Regions from separate parts of the Homo sapiens genome. Here region 1 is linked to region 2. A link is an interaction called in ENCODE POLR2A ChIA-PET data of the cell type or tissue named here. Cell type or tissue: A673. All regions are shown on one strand. Each heading gives the region's core, and the rest is flanking DNA. Links, peaks and the distances in the headings are about the cores only.

Region 1 (5,697 bases), core at 1,073-5,072, 150 kb after region 2:
TGTGATATTTACTGACTTGCAAATCTCTAATAGTATGCTAATTAAATTCAATGCTGTATACTTAATTTACTCAAGGTGATAATTTTCTAATTGCATGTATGATGTTAATGTATTATCTATTTGAGATCAAATTCACTACATTTTGTGACTTCCAAAAAAGTCAATCCATTAGACCAAAGTTCTCAGTCTTTCACAACTAATTTATTTCTCTACCTCAGTCACTGGGAAATGGTATTAGTAAGCAGTGCAACCCAGTTCTTCCACCTCCCTCCACATGAAACAGGTCTTTTTTCATTAAGTACCTGGTTTGTGAAGGTAACGTTATCTAGCAGCTGCGACCAAAAGGTTTACAGACTTGGAATTTTGTTCCATTATATAACTGAGATCATTATCTAATCCCTGCTCTTTACATAAAACTTTATGTGGTTCATTTTATGGTAAGGCTTCCTACGAAATAATAAAACAATCTTTTTCTATAGAATTTGTGGAACTAGTATTTTTATTTTCCTGTCATGTCTTGCCTTTTCTGACTTCTGTCATACACACAAACACACACACACACAGAGATACATGTGTATGTTTGTTTGGCAACATAGGAGGGACAAGCTTAGTTTCTCGTATTCTACGTGTCTTATAAGATCATGGTTTGCTATGTTTACAGATTTATCCCCTTCTATTAGAGTACCCGAAGTTCTTTTAAAATATACAAGATGTTTTCCTACTGGTATGACATCCCTGAAGTACTTGTCTTTCTTTAGTTTTATTCTTTTAGAACAAGAAGGAAAAAAAAAACCCGAGAAATAACCTTTAAAGTTTTTTAAAAATTACTTTGTAAGAGATGTAAGTTGAATCTCCTCTATATAAAGTATTCTTGGGTAGCTCCCTGTTTGGCCCTTTTCTCTTATTCATAACTTGTCCCATATCCCTTGTCAAAACAGTGGGTTGCAGGGGAGGACCCGGATCAGGCCATCCTTCCTTTCAGCTGTGTCTAGGAAATAGGGCAGGAGTGGGCGCTGAGGAGGAGTATGTCCTCCCAGTTACCTTGAGATCTGCCACAGTGAGGTTTCTATGGCATACCAGAGAATGGAAAGAAGATTAGGTTGGCACTTCCTACTTCTGATACCATCTTCACGGCTTCATTAGGTGCCCCCAATTTCCACAGAATCTGAAGTTCTGGGCAAGGCCTGCACAGCTTTTCTAAATGAGAAAGCAAAGTTGAGAATATGGCAGGCCATACGAAAAACATATGAAAGTCTGCTATGCTTCCAGAGGGCAGACTAGCCCCCAAAACTTTTTTCTGGAGTACTGCCAGGATTTGACTCATCATTTAAGACTCACCTTAGGCATCCTTGACTGAAGATTGACCTAACCAGTCATCTCCCAAAAGAGCTGAACATTCTATCAATTAAGCGTTTACCTCATTTTCAACATGCCTGCAGTATAGTGTTTATCACATTACATTTATAATTGCACTTTGCATATTCAACTCCCTCATCAGACTGAATTCCTCAACAACAGAGTTTCCATCTCTCACTTTTGTATCCCTAATGAAACACTCCCATGAAACACTTAGTGAAAAGTTGACTGATGTGTTAATAAATTTATACAGTTGACGTCCAAGAAGTGTTGGGCAATAGCAGTAGACATTTTATTGGCAGAGCCAAAGGTAGTTTTCAATTTATAGGTTTATTTGTTTCTGAAACTGTAAGAATGCATGGATTTGTATGCCCAAGTTCAAGATTCACTATTTTGAAATATACAATACATTATTATTAACTATAGTCAACACACTGTGCAACAGAATACCAGAACTTATTCCTCCTCCTGTCTCACAGAAATTTTGTACCTGTTGACCTATGTCTTGTCTCCCCTTTCCCCATCCACTCCCGCCTCCATTTCTGGAAACTGCCTTTCTACTCTCTACTTCTGTAAATTCAGCTTTTAACACTACACGTACAAATGAGATCACACAGTATTTGTCTCTCTGTGCCTGACTTATTTCACTTAACGTAATGTCTTTTAGGTTCATTCATGTTGCAAATGACAGAATTTCTTTTTCTTTTTTTTTTTTTTTGAGAGAGAGCCTCGCTCTGTCTCTCAGGTTGGAGTGCAATAGCACCATCTCGGCTCACTGCAACCTCTGCCTCCCAGGTTCAAGTGATTCTCCTGCCTCAGCCTCCTGAGTGGCAGGGATTACAGGGATGTGCCACCACGCTTGGCTCTATTTTGTATTTTTAGTAGAGACGAGGTTTCACCATGTTGGCCAGGCTGGTTTCAAACTCCTGACCTCAGGTGATCTTCCAGCCTTGGCCTCCCGAAGTGCTGGGATTATGGGATTACAGGCCTGAGCCACCATGCCCAGCCATGTTTTCTGTTTTTTTTTTTGTTTTTTTTTTTAAGGCTGAATGGTATTTCACTGTGTATTCAATGTTCTCCACACAAAGAAATGATAAATATTTGAGGTGATAGTTATGTTAATTAGCCTTATTTGATCATGCTATAATGTATACATGTGTGGAAATATCACATGTACCCTATCAATATATACAGTTATTATATGTTATTTAAAAATAAAAATTCACATTTATCTTCTTTTAACTAGTGGTTCTCAACCCAAGCTTTACATTAAGAGCTCCCAGGCAGCTCGGAGAAACTGCAATACCTGGATGGCAGGCCAATTTAATCTGAATCTGGGAGTGGAACTTGGGCATTGGTGTATGTGTGTATATATTTGTATATTTGTAATATGTGTATTTACATATTTATAAATACACATAAATATAAATATGCATATTATAAATATACATAAATACACAAATTATATATATGTATATTTATATATTTAGAGACCAGGCCTTACTCTGTCACCAGATTGGAGTGCAGTGGCACTACTATAGCTCAGCACAGCCTTGAAGTCCTGGCTCAAGAGATCCTCCAGCCTCAGTTTCCCAAGTAGTTAGGACAACAGGCATATGCCACACCATCACGCTTGTTTTTTCAAATTTTTTTTTTTTTTTTTGAGATGGAGTTTCGCTCTGTCGCCTAGGCCGGAGTGCAATGGCGCAATCTCGGCTCACTCACCGCAACCTCCGCCTCCCGGGTTCAAGCGATTCTGCCTCAGCCTCCTGAGTAGTTGGGATTACAGGTGCCCAGCAGCACACACAGCAAATTTTTGTATTTTTAGTACAGACGGGGTTTCTCCAGGTTGGCCAGGCTGGCCTCGAACTCCTGACCTCAGATGATCCACCTGCCTCCGAAAGTGCTGGGGTTACAGGCATGAGCCACCATGCCTGGCCATTTAAAAAAAAAAATTTGGAGACTGGATCTCACTATGTTGCCCAGGCTGGTCTCAAACTCCTGACCTCAAGTGATTCTGTAGCCTCAGTGTCCCGAGTAGTTAGGATTACAGGCAAGAGCCACTGTGCCCACCTAACATCAGTATTTTAAAATAATTCTCCTTACAGCCAAGGATTCAGAACCACTTATCTAAGCTAACTGTTCAAAGGAAATCCAATGTTTTATACCTATGACCTTGTCACTTGGCATATACCAAAGATCAGTTACAGCCCATAGTTTTCTAACGAATTCTGCTTGTGAGAAACTTAGTTGATTTTAGTCTTTGGATGATTAAATTTTTTAAAAAGGCTTTTGAAGTGCAGTATTAGCTACATCGCAATCTTCTTCAAGGAATATTACTAATAAGTTTATGCAATTATCTTTTATAGAATTAGCCAACAGCTATAACTTCCTCCTCAGTCTTAGGGTAATCCAGGCCTTTACAGTGAATAATTATTTCCTGCATATTTACAACTCAAATGGATATTAATATAAATATGGTGTTTTATGGAGTCTTAGAGCGTGCTTTACAGTTAGAAGATTCCAAAGAGACAGAATTCAAACAACTTTAGTCAAAATCACATTAGGAAGTAGATATAACTGGCCTCAGTGGTTTTGCTGGAAAGAGAAGAATGAACACTGAGTGTTACCAATGGGACTTAATATTGCATAAAGCACACAAAACTTCCCCGCCAGTGGGCATCGTAAGTGACAGGAAGGCTGTTTATCACTGAAATCAATTAATTCCAAATAACACATTGAATCCCCAAATCTTTAAGTCACATTTCTTTTCTTTTTTTTTTTTTTCTTTTGAGATGGAGTCTTGGTCTGTAGCCCAGGCTGGAGTGCAGTGACTCTATCTCGGCTCACTGCAAGCTCCGCCTCCTGGGTTCACGCCATTCTCCTGCCTCAGCCTCCCGAGTAGCTGGGGCTACAGGCGCCCGCAACCACGCCCGGCTAATTTTTTGTATTTTTTAGTAGAGACGGGGTTTCACCGTGTTAGCCAGAATGGTCTCAATCTCCTAACCTCGTGATCCGCCGGCCTTGGCCTCCCAAAGTGCTGGGATTACAGGAGTGAGCCACCGCGCCCGGCCCAAGTCACATTTCAAATAGACGAATTTTTAAATACAGAGAGCATAGATTATTTGCATGCTTGCATGGTAATCCAAACAAGCATTTCATTCTCTTCAACAGTGAAACAAAGCGGAAGCAAATGTAGTTACTAATATGAACTGTGGAAATTTGGCAAGGAATCCATGACATTAAAGATATGGTAGCTATTAATTTTGAAGTCCAAAGCTTGTATATCTGGTAATTCAGAAATATCTGAGTCCCATTTGACCTCTGGCCAGCCTCTCTGTCCTCACTTCTAGTCAGCAGTACGGCAATACTTTTATGAAAAAACAAGGAAACTGTTTATTAGAATAAAGAAAGTTCATATTGTTTCTCATGGTAAAAATTCTAAAAATGATCCTTTTCCTTTTTCAAAAGGTCTTTTACTGAACCCAGAAAAATTCAGTTAAAAGCTAAAAGCTATGCACTTGATGAATAAACTTGATATAATATTTCTTATTTTCAAATATAATATGACCTTGTTCTAACTCATCAGTAGTTATTTCACATCTAACTTTGGTTTTAAAGTTTTGTTGTTTTCCTTTTTTAACTACAAAGAAAAAGTTTAAAGGTGTTCTTGAAGTTGAATTCTCTAGAATATCCATCTGCACTAATTAAATTTACTGAATAACTCCTGAAATCCATTTAATATTCATTTATAGGCTCTGTTATACATCTCACATTTTTGAATTAAAACCATATAAATTACTATGATTCTTGCAAATGAAGGTTAAAAATTAAAACAGCTCAAGAAATGAATAGCAAAGTGGTCACTAGACAGTGATGACATAAAACGAGATTTTCCCATTTCAATTAACGCTAATATCGTAGCTGGAAAAATATATTTTCGCAAATAGTAAGACATTGCTTGTGAAAAGATTTATCAAGCAGTTGATAATATATGTTTTTCTCACTTCACATCAACAATGTGGAAGTATATATCACAGGCCAAGAATTAATACACTTCTTTTTAAAAACAATACAAACATGTTTACACAAACTTAGTTATATTGTCATTCCAAGGTTACTAAATATTTTTCCCTAAGATGCCAGGCAAAATTAAGACTCAATAATTGACTCTTTCCTTCTTCTTATCTAACAGATAAGATCATGTATGTGAGATTTTGGCTTAATAAGAAGAGAGTGGACTTGAGACTATCTGGGGTTGAGATTCTAGGTCTGCCATTAAGTGGGTAACTTTGGACAAGTTACTTTGTAAATTTTTACCTCAGTTTCCTCATCTATATA
Region 2 (5,697 bases), core at 1,004-5,003:
AGGCCCGTACATTTCTGGCCCTGGAGTGTTTGAGCAAAGTGCTCTCCTAACTACTTTCTATTCCATGCAGAATTGTCCCACTAGTAATTCATGTTTCCTCCCATTTCAGTCTGGTCCTTGTACTGAGTTGCCAGATTCAAAGGGTGAGCATCCTTTCTAGAAGTTGGCTACTAAACATGGGTATATGAGGGCTGGAAGTTCTTCCTCCAGTCTGAAGCAATCCAGACTGAGTAAGAGATGAAGCTGATGATTTGGCAGCCAAGGTTATTGATAAGATCAGAAACTACTTTAAGGCCAGAAACAATGACCATTTTCCCATGTTTTCCTAATTCTAACTCTTAACAAAAGTTCCCAGGAAGGAGGCCATGCTTAGGACAGGAGAGGTTAAAGAGCAGCCTCATTTCTGGTGATGGAGATATTTGCTTTCAGGCAATTCGGACAGTTGGAATCCAAGGGATATGCACAGTAGGGAAGTGAACTTGGCTTTACTCCTTCATCACTGGATCTTGTTTAGAAGTCAGTCTGCAAGGATAACACATAGGAAAGATGCCATAGAAATATGCAAACAAAATGGAAAAAGGGTTTTCTCAAATCACAAGATGAAAATTCAGATGCTCTGTTCTGAATAGGGTTCCCTTGCCAAATTCAGTATCTCTATTTAATCCAGACTTTCAAACATAATTGAAAGAAAAAAAAAACACCCACACATCCAAATCAGGCCAGCATTAACTGAATCCTGAGTTTAAGTCCTTATTTACAACTTTCTCATATTCTAACTCAACATACTGAAAACTGAAGTGACTACCTTCCTCACAAAGCAGTGACCTCTCAATTTCCAGTTTGGACATTACTAGGATCCTAATCATTTAAGCCTAAAACTGTAAACTTTAACAATTCCTTATCTATCACCACTCCTACCATTAATCTAACCATTTACTGAATTCTGACAATTTTCTCTCTCCTAAATCTTTCAATTACTTGCTTAAACCTAACTCTTTTAAATTTGCGATTATATAATCAGAGGCAAACTAACTCTTCCAGTCTTGTCTCACTGCTCCCCTACACACGGCTACACTTTACGTAAATAGAAAGGCCCACAATTCCTGTAAGTTTGTCTCTTGCTTTCCCATCTCTGTACCTTTGTATCTACTATTTCTTCCCTGTGAAATGCCCACATCCAGGGATGGTGTCATGATTCCAGGGCCCAGTGCAGAATGAAAATGTGGAAGTCCTTGTTGAAAAAGTGAAATAAAAGGTTCTCTCTGTTAAAGGTACTAAAATATAAAACAGTTCACTTTTTCCTGTGTATCTCTTCTGTTCAGGCACATGCTCTATTGTCCTACAGGACTTTGCTTACAACATTCAAACTCAAATATAAAATTATTAAGGATAATTTTATTATCAGGATATTATCAGGATAATGATAGCAGAACACTAAACGAAACACAAGCTAGGGCCATATGTGACTGCAGGGGTCACATGCCCACAAACAGCTTTGAACTCATCCCCTTCTGGGCCTTTCTCAATCCTGCCCACCTTCAAAATCAAGTGAAAGGCTTCTGCTGGGTGGATGAGGAAGTGTCCATGCTCTGAGCCTCTGGTCTGCTCTGCCCCAGGATGGCCAAAGTGGCTCCCTCATAGCACTTTGTAGACTTCCCTGAGAATGCCTTTTATCTCCTATTAGTTTATAAGTTTCCTAAGAGAAAGGGCTACAACTTCATTCATCCTGGAATCACCACATGAGTTACATATAATAATTGCTTAATACATGTTTGCTGAAAATGAATACAAGAGAACAAAGCAGAAAGCACTGCTATTTTGAAGCCACATGCAACATTTCCTCGAACTGCATTCTTTTTGGAGCAGATATCACTACTAATGCAAAAGTCCAAGTTCTCCAGCTGGCTAACTGGTGGTGTCTTGTTTTCCTTTTCAGTTTTTAAATTAATCTTTCTATCAATCTTTTTAAGGACATTCCCCTTTAGAGATTATTATTGAATGTTAATAATGGATATATTTGATAGTCTCTAAAATGTATGAATTCACTAATTTATTCAGATTTATAAGCCTATGTTTTCAACTTTTAGAAATTACTTCGAAGAAGAAAAAAGGAACTCTTTTGGAAACACTTTCTACAGATTTTAGTTAAAAAATAACTTATGGTACTGCTTTTCACAGTGGCTTTTGAAAAATTCTGTACATTTAAACAGGTTATCAAAGATCTTCATGGAACTTCTTTGATAAAGAAGTTGAACCATTCAATAAGAACCTTAGACTTCCACCACTGGCTGAATTCTGTAATACCCTAAGAACCGTCATCCAATTCACACCCCTCCCACACAGACACACATATCCATCTTTTCATATAATATTTTGAGTTGAAAACTGAGAAAGCTCATTTGTGCTTGTGGCATAAGCTGCTTTTTAAAAAACACAATAAAATTGAATAAATTTAAACAGCAAAACATTAATTTAAAAAAATGCACCACGGACACTGCATCACTAAGAAAGCCAGTAACTTTACTGAATTGTCTGCAAAATACAAATTATACCTTATTTCCAGCAGGAGAAACTTTTGAAAATTTCCCACTTTTATTCACTACAGACAGCTGAATTAAGTCCCTTGAGATACACAGATGTGGTTTAACTTAGTTATAACATCTTGTCATCTAGTGGCGACAAAGTCCAGCTTATGCCGCTGTGAGCCTCTATTTGAATATTTGTTGCAAATGCTTGTATGCCCTCATTTACAAGCGATTTTAATTACTCTCATTTAATGGAAACAAGTCCCCAGGAAAAGAAAAAGAAGAAAAATGATACAGCAAACCATCTGAAGCAATCCAAGTCCTATGCCTACAGTGACCCAGGTCTACTTTGCTCGAAGAGAACACTGGTACTGCATTCAAACCACAACAGAATCCGTCACTTAACTGACCTCTCTGAATTAAACTGAGGTATGAATCAATTTGAGGTATGAACAGGGAAGGCAAAATGCAATACCAGATTATGAAAATAACCAAAATGGAAAAATTTGATGTAGAAGATATGTGGCTTGGATTGCTCCACATCTTTGGTTAAAACATATTAAGAAAAGCCTTTAATTACATCTGTAGTCTGAAGCATTCTAACAGACACCAGTATTCCAGCAATCTTCAAAAGATCTGTAGTGGCAGGAAATTAACGCCATAAAAGTGACGACATCACGGCAGATGGCACAAATGAGAACAGATGAAGTATGCCATGCTTAGGCAACAGCCTTTATTGAGGGTTCAAGTGGCTTCTTCTTCTTTAAAAAAAATGTTTTTTAAAGAAAGAACTACAAAGCGTTTACTCTCTGGAGAAACAAACAACAAAATAAAGAGGGCAAAAAATGCTATCTCTAAGTTAAAAGATGGGTATGTAAGAAAAACAAATCCATAAAAGTGTGTGAGGGCAGACATTCTTTTAAAAAGTGTCTTGGAATTTTGTTTTTTCATTCTCACTTTAGTTAACTTTTAAATGATCTGGGGATGACAGGTATTTTTATATTCATCATTACAAAATGCTAAATTCCACCTTTGGGAAAAAATAAGCCATTTTACTAAAAAACACAATTTTTAAAAAGGTTGAAATAAACAGCCTCCACGCAGCAATGCATACAATATACAGGTTGTGCAGCTTGCGTATATTGCATCACTGTTACCAGTATTCAAGCTTCATATTACCAAAAATCTTTTAAAATAGGATTAGATATAACAATACTCGCAGCCGTGTAAAATGCCACTTATGGATCTTTTACTTGCAATGAAGAATGTTGCCTAAAATGTTACTCTAGGACGGGTTATGTAAAATAATACTCCCTCAGGGCTCTGCCCTAAAGTCTGGAATACAAAGGATTTACTGTGATTAAAAACCATACTAGCTTTGCAAATACAATAAATGGTAAATTACAGATAAGGTATAAGGGTAAAGATAGACCAAGATTGTTTACAGAAAGTGACTCATCAAAATCAAAATTGTGCTTCTTCTCATTAAATCATCTTTTAAAAATTCTCAGATTATCCCTTCCCTATCTTGCCACCACTTTATAAGAATTCAGTAGTGGGAACAAGAGATGACTGGCATCCATTTTCAAGTGATTCTGTTCTCTTCATGTTCTTATAAAACTATTGTCAGAACTGCTATAAATAGCCAAGGCTTCTGCTGGTACTTTAGCTTACTTTATCTTCAGCATTAAAAATTCACTTTTTCTTTGTTGCTGAGGCAAATTGCAGGTTAAAAAACTAATATGGCTATTTCTTCATATTTTCATGTAATGACCCTTTCCCACCCACTGGTATCTACTGATATTGATATACTAAAGTATTTTGAAATGACAAAGAACATTTGTGAAATGTTTGCATATTTTATACACATCAAGTTAGAAGGATGGGTTGTAAGGATGGGATCAAGTCTATGGTGAGGAAAATGATTTTCTTATTTTATTCCCCTGTGCGTGTGTGTGTATGAGTGTGTATATTTTCAGGGATGTTTTTGTTTTTCCTCTGCATAAATGTTATTCTTTCATGTTCCATGGATACCTTGAGTAGTGGGATATATATGAAATGGTTGATAGATTTTTTTTTTTTAATATATAAAACATTAGTACAAGGCAGGCTAGCATCCTTTATGGATACAACCAAAGGTGCATTGTGGTCTAATTGTGGATTTCAGATCAAGTTAAGAAAAATATAGCCTAGTTAATAAGGTCTCTTGGCTTCTGCCACCCAGCGGCAGCCTTTTACAATGAGAAACACATAGCAACTATGCAAGTAAAAGAGAAAAAATGGATAAGAAATGTCCTACACATGATATAGCAGTGTTGATATTACTGCCTATATCTTCTTTGCTGTGTATGTCAATGCATATGATTGGAGATGAATCGACAGATCTTCACATTCCAAGAGAAGGAAAATCTTTCCTAGACTGAAATATCTTTTAAACAATATATATTGACTTTCTTATGGCACTCACTTATTAAAGGGTCTGAAAATTAATCCCTTATAGACGAATATTAGACAAGAGTCATTTTTTTTAAATTAAAAAAAGGGACATAGAGAGGTTCTTTATGGGATTTCTTGAAATGGCTATTAAATCTCTTTATTGAAGAAAAAATAGATGACATACATGCTTTATGCAGAAGTGACATTTGGGGGTCCTGACACACCGGGATTGTTCAACAGTCCTATATTGCTGACAAGATTGTCAAGGGTCAGTTAAAATAATTAAAAACGGATGACAAAGCAACTATCCCTTTACCTGCTTCCTTCTTGTCTAGCACCCAGTCTTTCACATTTTTCTTCTGTGGGAATTTATAACTTATTCACCAAGTAAATTCCATATCACTTGTTTCTAGGGCCATATTTGCAGGACATGTGCCCCAACATAGCTTTTCTATTCTGGGCATATTTCTAAAAAGCGTATCAAATTCTAGGCTGAAAACCAACCAGATGATTTAGAATATGGGCAAGTTAGGATATGCACTTACTGAATTCCAAGATGCATGGTGAAATGGTGAGATCAGAAAGGGGCCCTGCATTTGATAAAAATGCAAAAAACAAAATAAAAATAGCATGAAAGAAACTAGTATATACAATGGATGTCAGTTGACCCAATAGATTGCTAATGTATTAAAAACAATTTAGGGTGTTGCAATGTGATATGTTCTAACCCCACAGG

Evidence for each region. Peaks named below come from ENCODE experiments on the same cell type or tissue, not always from the same donor. Only the 100,000 strongest peaks of a DNase experiment are listed, where the experiment ranks them.
Region 1: POLR2A ChIA-PET joins it to region 2 with 9 read pairs; 2 of 35 experiments call an interaction of 5 or more read pairs at or near these places.

What each region holds. Positions count from the first base shown.
Region 1 is chr5:88,861,766-88,867,462 of GRCh38, forward strand. The region is part of intron 1 of MEF2C (myocyte enhancer factor 2C); the gene reads right to left. Among named protein-coding and RNA genes, the nearest start is that of MEF2C, 19 kb to the right of the region's middle. In A673, for the core only: no CTCF peak of the experiment used is centred there; no DNase peak of the experiment used is centred there.
Region 2 is chr5:88,715,742-88,721,438 of GRCh38, forward strand. MEF2C (myocyte enhancer factor 2C) reads right to left here. Exons shown (of 11, transcript NM_002397.5): 11 at 1,376-5,697. The region is part of intron 3 of MEF2C-AS2 (MEF2C antisense RNA 2); the gene reads left to right. Among named protein-coding and RNA genes, the nearest start is that of GSCAR, 21 kb to the left of the region's middle. In A673, for the core only: no CTCF peak of the experiment used is centred there; a DNase peak (open chromatin) is centred at 3,180.